Regions from separate parts of the Homo sapiens genome. Here region 2 is linked to region 1. Evidence: chromatin contacts called from ENCODE Hi-C data. All regions are on one chromosome and are shown on one strand. The core of a region is the stretch at or near the end of the contact, and the rest is flanking DNA. Distances in the headings are between cores, read along the strand shown.

Region 1 (6,467 bases), core at 1,436-3,935:
CCGGGTGCAGTGGCTTATGCCTGTAATCCTAGCACTTTGGGAAGCCAAGGCAGGCGGATTGCTTGAGCCTAGGAGTTTGAGATCAGCCTGGGCAACGTGGGAAGATTCTGTCCCTACACAAATTACAAAAACTAGCTGGGCATGGTGGTGTGTGCCTGTAGTCCCAGCTACTTGGGAGGCTGAAGTGGGAGGATCACCTGAGCCTGGGAGGCACAGGCTGCAGGGAGCCGAGATGGCGCCAAGGCACACCAGCCTGAGTGACAGAGACCCTGTCTCAAAAAAATAAAAAATAAAAATAAGTAAGTCTTTGCAGCCATATTAATAGGTAGGGGAGATGAAGTGCCCAGAATCAGTGTTTCCAGCTCAAAGTGGAATAACAGATCCTTAATAATTTGAAGAGTTTTGTACAGACTTAAACATCTGTACAAAACCCCAAACCTTTCCTTTCATTGTTACTACTTTTGTTTCTTTGATACCTATCTTGTGGATTTGTTTGTTCGTAATAGCGAGATACAAACTCAAGAGTTTAAAGGTTTAACCAGTTTCACAAAACTACTAAGTCATAGATTGTGGATTGGAACTCTGGCCTATCTTGCACCAAGCTCCTCTTTGCTGGAAAAGGTCAAATTTTACTTTTGAAAAAACAACCAAGCAAACATGTAAAGTGTTGTCCCATTAAATTTAAGCTGCAAGTTTTATATTAATTTACTGCTAATTTTACAGCTGAAACACTTCAGTGTATAGCCAGTTACTTTTCTGTCAGGAATTCAAAAGAACAGGCATTAACAGCATATATTCTTACATGCTGGTCTACTAACGTGCTACACTAGTTGCACTAGAATAACTAAGGTCCTTCCATTGGTCAGAGGTCAAGGTTTTCAAATCCCTTGATTATTGACATTATTAGGCAAGTTTAAACTACTTGTATAAAATAAACATTCAATATTTGTTTAGTGAGGAAGGACACAAATCCTACTAGTTGTAAGAAGAGATTTAAGGTTTCTCCAAGAACACTCAGATTCAAGTGGGATAACTTTTATGTTAAAACATTAACATGTACTTATGGTCATTTATTTCCCAGTATGATATACACTTCAAAGTTCATTCTCTAAGAACATTTAATTTTGTTTTCATTTGGATATGTAAAAGTCAACAAAGATGGCAGCTGGATGACTTCCTGGAGTTCAAAAGTGCTACCTCCTTTTTGTAAAATCCATCATAATGTGTATGTATGCTAAACACTCAAATACCTAACAAAAGAGACCTTGTGAATGACCCTGGCAGCTAAACAGCAATCTCACAGATGGAGGATCAACAACTGCAGTTTTGACTGCAGCTGTTACTGGTGTGGATTAAAATGAAACAATGAGCAAAATAGCACAAGTAACAATATGGAGTATAAATAACAGCGTAGAAGTGTTTGGGTACCGAATGGCTCAGCGTACCTGGCACTGAAGATTCAAGAAGGTGAACAGAGATAAGAGGTGCCTATTCGCCTATTTTGTGGACAACCTTAAAACGGTTTAAAAACTGGGAGGGAAGTTAAAAAACTGGGGGTGAAAAACAACGACGACAACAAAAACCTAGCCCTAGAAACATTTCTCTGAATAAAGTTAGATGTCTTCAGGACACCCTGTTAACAGGGGTGCCAACAGGTTGGAAACTTGTGGGTTCCAGTATTCACTTATTTTCCCAAAGTCTACAATGTGACTGAAATGTACTGAGAATTCCAGTGAGAATAAGGCAGACGTGGCCTGAAATTTATGATGCTGTCTACCAAAAACCTGGGCTCGAGGCCAGCACCTAAAAAAACAAAATCAAAATTTGATCAGGCCACAAAAGAAAACAGGACACCCTCAAACACAGATTACCTTACGTTGGCTCCTGACGAGATTACTAGCCTCTTGTCACCAAAAAACGGAAACAACGGCTGAGAAAGAAGCCGGGCGCGAAGCCCAGGCCTTCAAAGGTTCGCTTTAAGAACAGAAAGGCAGTGCTTTCCTCAGTCCTCGCCCCTTGGGGCGAGCTGGGCAAGTCGGGGCAGCAGGCAGCGGCGTCGCCCAGCACAAGGCGTGAATCCGGGAGGAGGGCGTGGCACCTTCTCTTCCCGTTCGCTCGAGCAGGCGCGACCCCACGGGCATCGTCTCCCTAGAGAGCACTCAGGCATCTATGACACGACGCCTTGCCTCACCTCTCCGCAGGGCCGGCGAGAAATGCCCGCGGGGCCTTGAAACCCAACGATCTCCTCTGCCTTGGGAGAGAAAGAGCCGCCAAGCCTGGCGACTATTCATGTCCTCAGAGTTTTCCGGTGGGAGGGAGGCGGAAGACGGGGTAAATCTCGCACAGGCTTTCGGGCAAGGTAGTTCTGGCACCACAGGAATGCTGGGAATTGTAGTTTTCGCTCTGTCACAAGCTCACCTCCCAGCGCAGGCGCCACCGTGGTCCCACGAAACTGGGTCTCTTCACAGACAGACCCACAGTTCGCGAGCATGGCTCAGCGCTGCCCCGCTTCTCCCAGCGCCCCTTCCCGACCTTTGAACGCCTTCACCGCCCTAGGAAAGCGAGATCTTGTCAGAGAACCTTCCGGCGCCTGTTTCCTGGCAGTGGGGCATAGTCCAACAGCTGGCTCCCCCAAGATAGCCAGCGGCCATTACGCGCTTGGGTCGGGGGAGATGGAGTCGCATTTAGCCGCACAGCAGCCTGGAACCTGAAGTTTTCGGCCGCTGAGCGTTCTGGGTGATTGCGTAGTGCGAGGGCCAACGAAACCTTCTGGGAAGTGTAGTCCAGCAAGCCGCTCACTTTTCGTGAGGCGTCACATCCTGCTGCTTCACCCTCTGGTGCACGGGAGGACCAACTATTTCAGTCGGTATGTCCTTTCTTTAGGGAAGCCGAATTCCTCCGTTTCTAGGAGAAATTCCTTGAATTTTCACCATTTATCCTTCTCAGACCTCAGTTACTCAAGACTGCTCCGCATAGTAAAATGCTGAAAGCAACAATGCACAGTAGTTGTATTAAAATGCACTAATACTCATGAATATTCTCTGTAAGTTGTAAAATGGCACACAGTTGTGCGGTGTTAGTGGCTTACTCTCTCAAGATTCTAAACAATTACGGCTAGGTTTCTATCTATATGTATTCAAAGCTTTGTGAGAGTCAACTAAGTAACAAACACCATTTCTAAGGCCCGAAGCACATTGAAAGAACAAAACTTGATTCCCGCCAACAACTGCTTTAACAGACAATTCATGAAGAGGAAATATAAATTGCTATTTAAAACACTGGGATGGCTGGGCGTGGTGGCTCATGCCTGTAATTCCAGCACTTTGGGAGGCCGAGGCGGGCAGATCACCTGAGGTCGGGAGTTCGAGACCAACCTGACCAACGTGGAGAAACCCTGTCTATATTAAAAATACAAAATTAGCCGGGCGTGGTGGCACATGCCTGTAATCCCAGCTACTCAGGAGGCTGAGGTAGGAGAATCGCTTGAATCCTGGAGGCGGAGGTTGCAGTGAGTCGAGATCACACCATTGCACTCCAGCCTGGGCGACAGAGTGAGACTCGATCTAAAAAAAAAAAAAAAAAATTGGGAAAAAAGTTTGATCTTACCAGTTTCAAAATACAAAACGCAAAACCTTAGGGTATATCGAGGTTAGGGGTCCCAATGATCCCAACAGGATGTAAGCATAGTACTCAACAGGTGCTTTTTCAACCCATGCCCCTCTGTCCGTCTCCCCCTTTCCTCATCTAATGATCCTCAATGCCTGTTGTTTCCACGTTTACCATCATATATTCAATGTTTAGCTCCTACTTATAAGTGAGAACATGTGTATTTGGTTTTCTGTTCTTGGCATTAGGTTGCATAGGATAATGGCTCCAGTTCCATCCATGTTGCTACAAAGAGTATAATTTCCTTATTTTTATGGCTGCATTATATTCCATGGTGTATATGTACCACATTTTCTTTATCCAGTCCACTGTTGATGGGCACTTAGGTTGATTTCATGTCCTTGCTATCGTGAATGGCACTACAATGAACATACGGTTGCATGTGTCTTTTTTTTTTTTTTTTTTTTTTTGGCTTGAGGCAGGGTTTTGCTGCGTCACTCAGGCTGGAGTGCAGTCGTGCATGGCTCACTGCAGCCTCAACTTCCTGGGCTTAACTGATCCTCCTGCCTCAGGCTTCCAAGTAGCTGTGACTACAGGTGTGCACTACCACAACTGGCTAATTTTTGCATGTTTTGTAGAGATGGGGTCTTGCCATGTTGCCCAGGCTGGTCCAGAACTCCTGGGCTCAAACTATCCACCCGCCTAGGCCTCCCAAGTGCTGGGATTACAGGCATGAGCTGCGGTGCCCAGCTCTGTGTCTTTTTGATGGCATGAATTATTTTCCTTTGGGTATATACCCAGTAGTGGGATTGCTGGGTTGAATGGTAGTTGTATTTTAAGTTCTTTGAGAAATCTCCAAACTGCTTTCCATAGTGGCTGAACTAGTTTGCATTCCCATCAACAGAGTATAAGCATTCCCTTTTCTTCACAGCCTAACCAATATGTGAATTTTTTTTCTTAATAATTGCCATTCTGATGGGTGTGAGATGGCATCTCATTGTAGTTTTGATTTGCATTTCTCTAATGATCAGTGGTGTTGAGGATTTTTTCATGTTTGTTGGCTATTTGTATGTCTTCTTTTGAGAAGTGTGTGTTCATGTCCTTTGCTCATTTTTTAATTGGATTGTTTTATACTTCTTGGTTTGTTTAAATTCCTTATAGATTCTGGATGTTAGACCTTTGTCAGATGCATAGTTTGCAAATATTTTCTCCTTCCCATTCTTAGGCTATCTGTTTACTCTGTTGGTAATTTCTTTTGCTGTGCAGAAGCTCTTTAATTAGGTCCCACTTGTCAGTTTTTATTTTTGTTGTAATTGCTGTTGGGGACTTAGCTATAAATTCTTTTCCAAAGCCTGTGTCAAGAAGGGTATTTCCTAGTTTTTTTTCTAGAGTTTTTATAGTTTGAGGGCTTACTTTTAAATCTTTAATCCAGCTTGTGGTAATTTTTGTATATGGTGAGAGGTAGGGGGGTCCAGTTTCATTCTTCTGCATATGGCTAGCCAGTTATCCCACCACCATTTACTGAATAGGGAATGCTATCCGTGTTGCTTATTTTTGTTGATTTTGTTGAAGACCAGATGGTTTTAGGTGTGTGGCTTTATTTCTGGGTTCTCTATTCTGTTCTACTGGTCTATGTGTCTGTTTTTGTAACACTACCATGCTGTTTTGATTAGTTTAGCCTTATAGTATTGTTTGAAGTCTTGCTTTGTTCTTTTTGCTTAAGATTGCTTTGACTATTCAGGCTCTTTTTTGGTTCCAAATTAATTTTAGAAGAGGTTTTTCTAGTTCTGTGAAAAATGATGTTGGTATTTTGATAAGGATAGCGTTAAATCTGTAATTTGTTTTGGATAGTATGGCCATTTTAACTGTATTGATTCTTCCAACCCATGAGCATGGAATATTTCTCCATTTATTTGTGTTGTCTCTGCTTTCTTTCAGTAGTGTTTTGTAGTTCTCCTTGCAGAGATCTTTCACCTCCCTGGTGAGATGATCCTGAGTATTCCATTTTCTTTGTGCCTATTGTAAATGGGATTGTGTTCTTGATTTGATTCTCAGCTAGAACATTATTGGTGTATAAAAATGCTACTGATTTTTTGTGCATTGATTGTGTATCCTGAAACTTTACTGAATTTGTTTATCAGTTCCAGGGGCCTTTGGGAGAGTCTTTAGGGTTTTCTAGGTGTAGAATCATATCGTTGGCAAAGAGAGATAGTTTACCTTCCTCTCTTCCTATTTGAATATCTTTATTTATTTCTCTTGCCTGATTGCCCTGGCTGGGACTTCCAGTACTATGTTGAATAAGGGTGGTGAGAATGGGCATCCTTTTCTTGTTCCAGTTCTCAAGGGGAATGTGTTTCCAGTTTTGGCCTTTAGCAATTTAGTAATATATTTATGAAACTCCAAAAAGTAAATAGCCAGAGTTTCACTTCTTCTTTTTTTTTTTTTTTTTTGAGACAGAGTCTTGCTCTATCACCCAGGCTGGAGTGCAACGGTGTGATCTTGGCTCACTGCAACCTCAGCCTCCCGGGTTCAAGCAATTCTCCTGCCTCAGCCTCCCAAGTAGCTGGGATTACAGGCATGCGCTGCCACACCCAGCTAATTTTTGTATTTTTAGTAGAGGTGGGGTTTCGCCATGCTGGTCAGGCTGGTCTTGAACTCCTGACCTCAGGTGATCCACCCATCTCGGTCTCTCAGAGTGCTGGGATTACAGGCAACTGTGAGCCACCGCACCTGGCCTAGAGTTTCACTTCTAAGAAGCTATCCATAGTAAATAATCACATCTGTAGCTAAGATTTTTGAAAAGGATGACTATTGCAATGTTATTTATAGTAGTGAAAAATTGAAAATAGTCTAAGTATTCA
Region 2 (6,467 bases), core at 2,187-4,686, 2.9 Mb after region 1:
ATTTTTTTTTAAGGCAGACAGGGTCTTTCTCTGTTACCTAGGCTAGAGTGCAGTGGTGGGATCATAGCTTACTGTAACCTTGAACTCCTGGGCTCAAGCAATCCTTCTGCCTCAGCCTCCCAAATATCTGGGACTACAGGTGCATGCCACCATGCCCAGCTAGTTTTTTATTTTAGTTTTATTTTTTGTGGAGACAGGCTTTTGCTATGTTGCCCAGGCTGATCTTGAACTCCTGGCCTCAAGTGATCCCCCTGCCTCAGCTTTCCAAAGCACTGGGATTACAGATGTGAGTCACCATGCCTGGCCTAGCCCAACATGTTTATTCAACAGGATGGACTAGGTCCTGTGAGGGTACAGTGAAAATTAAGACATAGTCCCTTTTCTCAAGGTGCTTGAATATAATACAGCGAAGTTTTAAAACTATACCATACTATAAAGCAGATTTTTTAAAAAGTGCTGTAAGAAAAACACAAGTAACTGATTATGAGAGTCTAGAGAAAGGAATGAGTTCCTCTGTTCTGATTAGGGGGGATATGAGAATACTTCACTGCAGCAGAAGCATGTGAGTTGGATCTCAAAACATAAATACATTCTTGTCAGTCAGATAGAGTGGGAAGGGAACAGGAAGAGCACTCTAGGCAGAGGGAACAGCACAAGGAGGCCTGAAAGTGTATATTATATGTGAGGAATTGTGGCTGCCTGGATGGCTATCATGTAAGATAAGTAAAGGGATACCTTGGGAAATAAAACTGGACACGAAAAGTGGGGTAAAAGCATGCAATATCCTTTATACTCCATGCTAAGCTGTTTATATTAACAAAATATAGGGAGTTAGCACAGGTAGGCCAAGTCAATCACTGGTAGATTAGATCTGTTGTCCTGCAGCCAGGACAGGAGTTAAGAGGCATAGGCCTCTGTCCAGGGGCCTGGGCCAGGGTTCAAGAGGGATAGGTTCTGATGAGCCCACACTCTGAAGCCTGCAATGGGAGCACCAAATACTTGAACTCCTGGGCTAAAGCAATCCTTCTGCCTCAGGAGGATTATGGGGTTGCGCCAACAGCCAATTAAGGGCATCTTAGCACCTTTTGGATCTGAGCAGCTCTGGCCTCCCTGCTCAGCCCCTCTGGCTGGCAAGACCTTCTATAATTAGAAATCATGCTTTCTTATGCTTGGTGTCCCCTTTTAGGGTCATCTTCTCTAGCTAGACAGAGGAGCCTTGTGGGGATATTGGTAAGGATCCATTTTCTTCTTCCTATACCCGCTGTTCTAGGAGTTGGGTAGGAACATGTCCCTATTGACCTACCTCTCTTGAACCACCTATAATTCAACCAAGGAGTTTGTACTCTGGAACCTTCCTCATTTCTCTTGATTCTGGTTTTCTAAGCTCCTGACATTAAATTACTCTCTTATTTTTTCTCCTTGGTTTGATTTGTGTTCCTGGCTCTGATTCCCAATTATTCCAAAACATATTAGTTTAATGGTTTGGCCCTACATTAAACCTTACTGTGAACGACAGCCTTAAATGCCCCCTCAATAAGGGCTTTTTATCTAATATAGACCCTGCATCACATCATTGCACCTAAGCTGCCTATGATCTAATCAAGGATACATGATTTTTAAACACTAAACAAAATATAAGGTTGAATAGGATTAAACTGTAAAACATCTTGCAGTTAACAAAGAAAAGGCAGTAAAATGCAGTGGGAAAGAAAATGCATTCGAGACATCTGGATTCTAGTTTTATTTGTCACTAACTGGTTGCAGGACTAACCAAGTCTCTCAACCTCAACTATAAAATTGAAGGATTGTTCTATATGACTTCTCAGAGAACTTTAAACTCTGTGACTAGTGCTATGTGGGTAGAGAAAGGGAGGGATCTCTTTGGGTGGGATTTGTTGAGTAAGTCTTCTGGGAAAAGAGGAAAAGGGATATAAGGTGAGCTTTAAAGATGTGTGGGATTTTTTACTGGGAAGATGAAAGTGAGAGCACTTGCAGAGTTGGAGGTAAAAATGTTGGTAAAATAAGGAAGGAGGAATGAGCAGAATGGCTCACGGCACAGCAAACACCTAACACGCCAGCCTGAGCACAGCAGCTGGTAAGCAGTGGGAGAGGCCTGGAGGGGCAGGCTATGGTGAATGCTGTTGGACACAGGCTGAGGGGTCACAGAGGATCTTTGTGGAGAGAAGATTAGTCTGGAAAGAGTGGGCAGGATGGAGGGGTGGGAGAATATATTGGAGAGGAGGAGAGGAGTTTATGACCATGGTCCAGTTATGAGTTAAATACATTTGGACTAGGGTAGCTGAGATGTGAGTAGAGAAAGTGGTAAATCTGAGAGGCATTTTGAAGCAGAGATTGAATAAAGAGGAATAAGGAGGAAGTGATCTAAGTTAACTAGCAAAGCTTGAGGGGAGATTTTGTTAACAGGAAGGGGAAAGGAATTTTTTTGGGGGAGGTTTGGTCTTCTAGGGAGTTTCATTGTTTCATTCTTAGACATGAACATGTGTGAACAGTTGTACTGGGAGTCTTTTAAAATATGTACATTTTTGTAGGCAGTTAGAAATGTGAATATTATTGTCAAAACAGATAGATGAGTTTCTAAGTGTTCACACTGAGGCAGTAGTTGAAACTGTAAAAGCAGATGCTGTGTATGAAGAAGAATATTACAAAGAGAAAGACATACAATAATTAGAAGAAAGAAATTATTACACATTTTATAATGCTTAACTATTTAGCTTTACATTTTATTTCTAACTTAAATCCAACTCTTATAGTACTCCTTTGACCTGTCCTACAAATTTATCTCTCTCAATCTTTTTTTTTGCATAAATATTAGCAATCTTTTCCTTTTCTTTGTGGGTAACTGTATTAGTAAAGACAGGTTAGCTTATACTAACACTCCAAATCTCAGTGGCTGCAAGGTATTTCTCATACACTCTACATATCTGTCACTTCCCCTCACATTTTATTGGCCAATGCAAGCCACACAGCCATATAAATCCTCAAAGGAGGTGGCAGTTTGATCCCCCAGTGTACATTAATGGGAAGAGTGGGACTATTTGTGAAAAGTTCTAATGATAACCATAGTAACACACTTTTTTCCTTAGACCGTTATCTACAACCATGCCTCCTCCACCTTTTTATTTGTACCGTCACTAAAACGTTTTCAGTATGAACGTTTTATAAGCAGCAGTATGGTGGCATAATTCTGTGGCATAATTCCAAGTTGTTTCTGCTTCTTTGCTCTTTTCTCCTTATTTTGATGCTGTCTTCCTTTGGTTCCATGACAGGCTCTCTTCTTTTCTTCCTTTCCCTATTCTTAGAACTGAAGAGACTCAAGGAAATGCTACAACGGAATCAAAACAATTTTATTTTATTTTTTGAGACGGAGTCTCCCTCTGTCGCCCAGGCTGGAGTGCAGTGGCGCGATCTCCGCTCACCGCAAGCTCCGCCTCCCGGGTTCACACCATTCTCCTGCCTCAGCCTCCGCAGGCGCCCGCCACCACGCCCTGCTAATTTTTTGTATTTTTTTTAGTAGAGACGGGGTTTCACCGTGTTAGCCAGGATGGTCTCCATCTCCTGACCTCGTGATCCGCCCGCCTTGGCCGGCCTTCCAAAGTGCTGGGATTACAGGCGTGAGCCACTGCGCCCGGCCTCAAAGCAATTTTTACCCCATCTCTCCTCCCTGTGGTTGGTTCCACTTCTCTTCCTTCTTTAGCAAGAGTCATTTCTTCCCCTTTGAGTCCTGCTGCACTTCCTTCTTTTTCTCACTTCCATGTCACTCAGAGGTTAAGGCAGTTGTAGAGCAAAACAACCAGCTGACAAGCAATAGATGTTATGCAATTCACCATTTATTCTGTGCAACATTAATTAGCTGGTTGTCCTGATTTTCACAGCCTGTGCCCACCCCATACATTGTTGACTTCATTACTTCTAATAAGAATTAATCTTTTTTTCCATTTGAATCCCACAGAATGTGGTTTGAGTCTCTAATCTGATTATTACAGTCTGCCCTTCCTCAGGGTTATTTTTGTATATGCTCCCTCACTAAATCACAACATCCTTATAAACAGTGATGTGCACATAATAGATACTCAATAATTGTTAACTCACTGATGAGTCCTAAATTTGACTAACTTGCCATTGGTTTTGGTAACATTTGGGTAAATCTTGATTCAGCAATTGGCACTCAGACTTTTGCTCATATCTAGAAAAAAAGGAACATATATAAATAGAAAAAAATATTATCTGTTGAAGACCTTTCTATTTTTCACCCTCCATATTAAGATTGTAGTACTATTGTTTGTTTACAATTCATACCACACCTGCTTTCTAAGAGGCTTTAAGTAGACGTATTAGGCAATATATTCACTTATTCATTAATTCATTCATTCACTGATTTACTCAATAGTCACTTAATGAGTCCCTATCATAGGCTAGGGATAGGATAGAAAGTCTAATAAAAGGTTGGGCATGGTGGCTCATGCCTGCAGTACCAGCACTTTGGGAGGCTAAGGCTGGCAGATGGCCTGAGTTCAGGAATGCTAGACCAGACTGGGCAACATGGCGAAACCCTGTCTCTACTGAAAATACAAAGTGTGGTGGCACCCACCTTTAATCCCAGCTACTTGGGAGGCTGAGGCATAAGAATCACTTGAACCCGGGAGGCAGAGATTGCAGTGAGCCAAGCTGGCACCACTGCACTCCAGCCTGGGTGACAGAGTGACACTCTGTTTAAAAAAAAAAAAAAAGTCGAATAAAATGTGGTAACCTCTTTCAAAATCTGGGAGCAGGGGGGAGACACATAAGTAAAGCAATTGCTACTGTGCCATAAACACTGTAGCCTAAAGGAGAAGCATCTAAGTGAGATTGGAACTTCTTGGGAGATGCGACCCCTGAAACTAGCTTTGAGGTTAAGAGGAGGAGATAGCTGGAGAATTGGGGATGGTGGAGCAAGGGTTTTTATGAGAAGGAAATGTGCCATGTGCAAAAACTGAGATGGGAAATAAAATTACATGCTCCAGAAACTGCTCAAGAAATTCAATAGGACAGATCCATAACATCCTAGTTGAGGAATGGCAGGAGACAAGCTAGTGAAATGAACATGTGTCAGATCTAAAAGCATCTTGTGTCTTAAAGTAAGGAATAGTAACATCAAAGCTATGGAACACATCGAAACTCCTCTGCCAGGCAAGTGGGGTCTCAGATGCCATTCTGGGATTATACTTACAGAAGCTGGGTGTGGTTATGGGTAGGGTAAGACACTCCCCATAATATGCATGGAATAGAACTGAGAGGATCTGAAAGTGAGGGCCCAGGGGACAAAGCTAGGATTAATTCAAAGCTGACAGGAAACCAGAAATAATTAATATGAAACATGACCAGAAAGTACTAAGACATAGCAAAGAGGAAAAAATGCAGGGTCAGAGGCACAGCTTAGCATCTTTTTGTTGTTGCTGTTGTTCAGACAGAGTGTTCAGTCTGCTGCCCAGGCTGAAGTGCAGTGGCGCAATTTCAGCTCACTGCAACCTTCACCTCTTGGGTTCAAGAAATTCTCATGCCTCAGCCTCCCGAGTAGCTGGGACTACAGGTGTGCACCACCACACCCAGCTAATTTTTTGTATTTTTAGTAGAGATGAGGTTTCACCATGTTGGCCAGGCTGGTCTCAAACTCTTAGCCCCAGGTGATCTACCTTCTTCAGCATCCCAAAGTGCTGGGATTACAGGCATGAACCACCACACCCAGCCACAGCTCAGTATTTTAAAGCCACCTTTTCCCTTTTTGAGCTCCTTGAGCCAGTGTCTGGATGGTAAAGGAATATTTTGAACTGATTTGGACCTAAGGCTATCCAAGTATTTTAAGCAGAAGAGTGATAGGGCCTGTTGTTGCTCTTTTAACTCTAGACACACAGCATCTTGCTATGTCCTGTGAGCTCTACCCCATATGTGTCTGGCCCAGAGAAAGTCCTCAATAAATATTTAGTGAATGGCATGGACTTGCTACTAATTGTTAAGCACAGGAATGTTTTGTTTAGTCTATATTAGGTGAGTATAATGCTACAAGAAAACTGATTTCATAGAAACCTACAAGAATTTACTCTTCTCTTTTATTTATTGTAATAAATGTCCACTAAAATTATGTTATTTACCAGCCATCCAAATGTAAAATTAATCTTTTTTTTTAACAGTATCTCAGACATACACATTTAAAGCATACACATTAAGGAATAAGACAATAGAAAAGACACCCAAAGAAGTAGAACCAACTAAAATATAAAAACAAAATAACAAACAGTTTACCAATAAAGTGGTATACGTTTGCGTAACATCAATACAGAAACAGTAGCTAAGATGATTGCAAAAATGGAGTTAAGCAATACAAAGCTGCTTACAAGACTTGTACGTGTAAATTCTTGATCGTAATTGAACTAATGGTGGTGAAAATAAAGTTAAAATTTCCTGCAGATGTC

Evidence for each region. A loop is a pair of places that touch in the nucleus more often than their neighbours do. Pooled maps may share reads with other maps.
Region 2: a pooled map shows a loop between it and region 1 (11-fold over the local background). The contact joins the enhancer-like site here to the promoter of CCDC90B in region 1. A Hi-C loop is called at or near these places in 4 of 50 pooled maps.

What each region holds. Positions count from the first base shown.
Region 1 is chr11:83,283,682-83,290,148 of GRCh38, forward strand. It overlaps CCDC90B (coiled-coil domain containing 90B), which reads right to left and starts at 2,686. Exons shown (of 9, transcript NM_021825.5): 1 at 2,192-2,686. The coding sequence starts at 2,291. It overlaps CCDC90B-AS1 (CCDC90B antisense RNA 1), which reads left to right and starts at 2,439. Exons shown (of 3, transcript NR_186344.1): 1 at 2,439-2,866. RefSeq lists enhancers at 1,459-2,055, 1,944-2,023, 2,056-2,651, 2,074-2,723.
Region 2 is chr11:86,199,254-86,205,720 of GRCh38, forward strand. No RefSeq gene overlaps it. Among named protein-coding and RNA genes, the nearest start is that of LINC02695, 9.0 kb to the left of the region's middle. RefSeq lists enhancers at 2,957-3,457, 3,458-3,958. Within about 2 kb of position 3,437, at least 18 of the 41 ENCODE cell types and tissues checked have a DNase peak (open chromatin) inside an H3K27ac peak, as active enhancers do.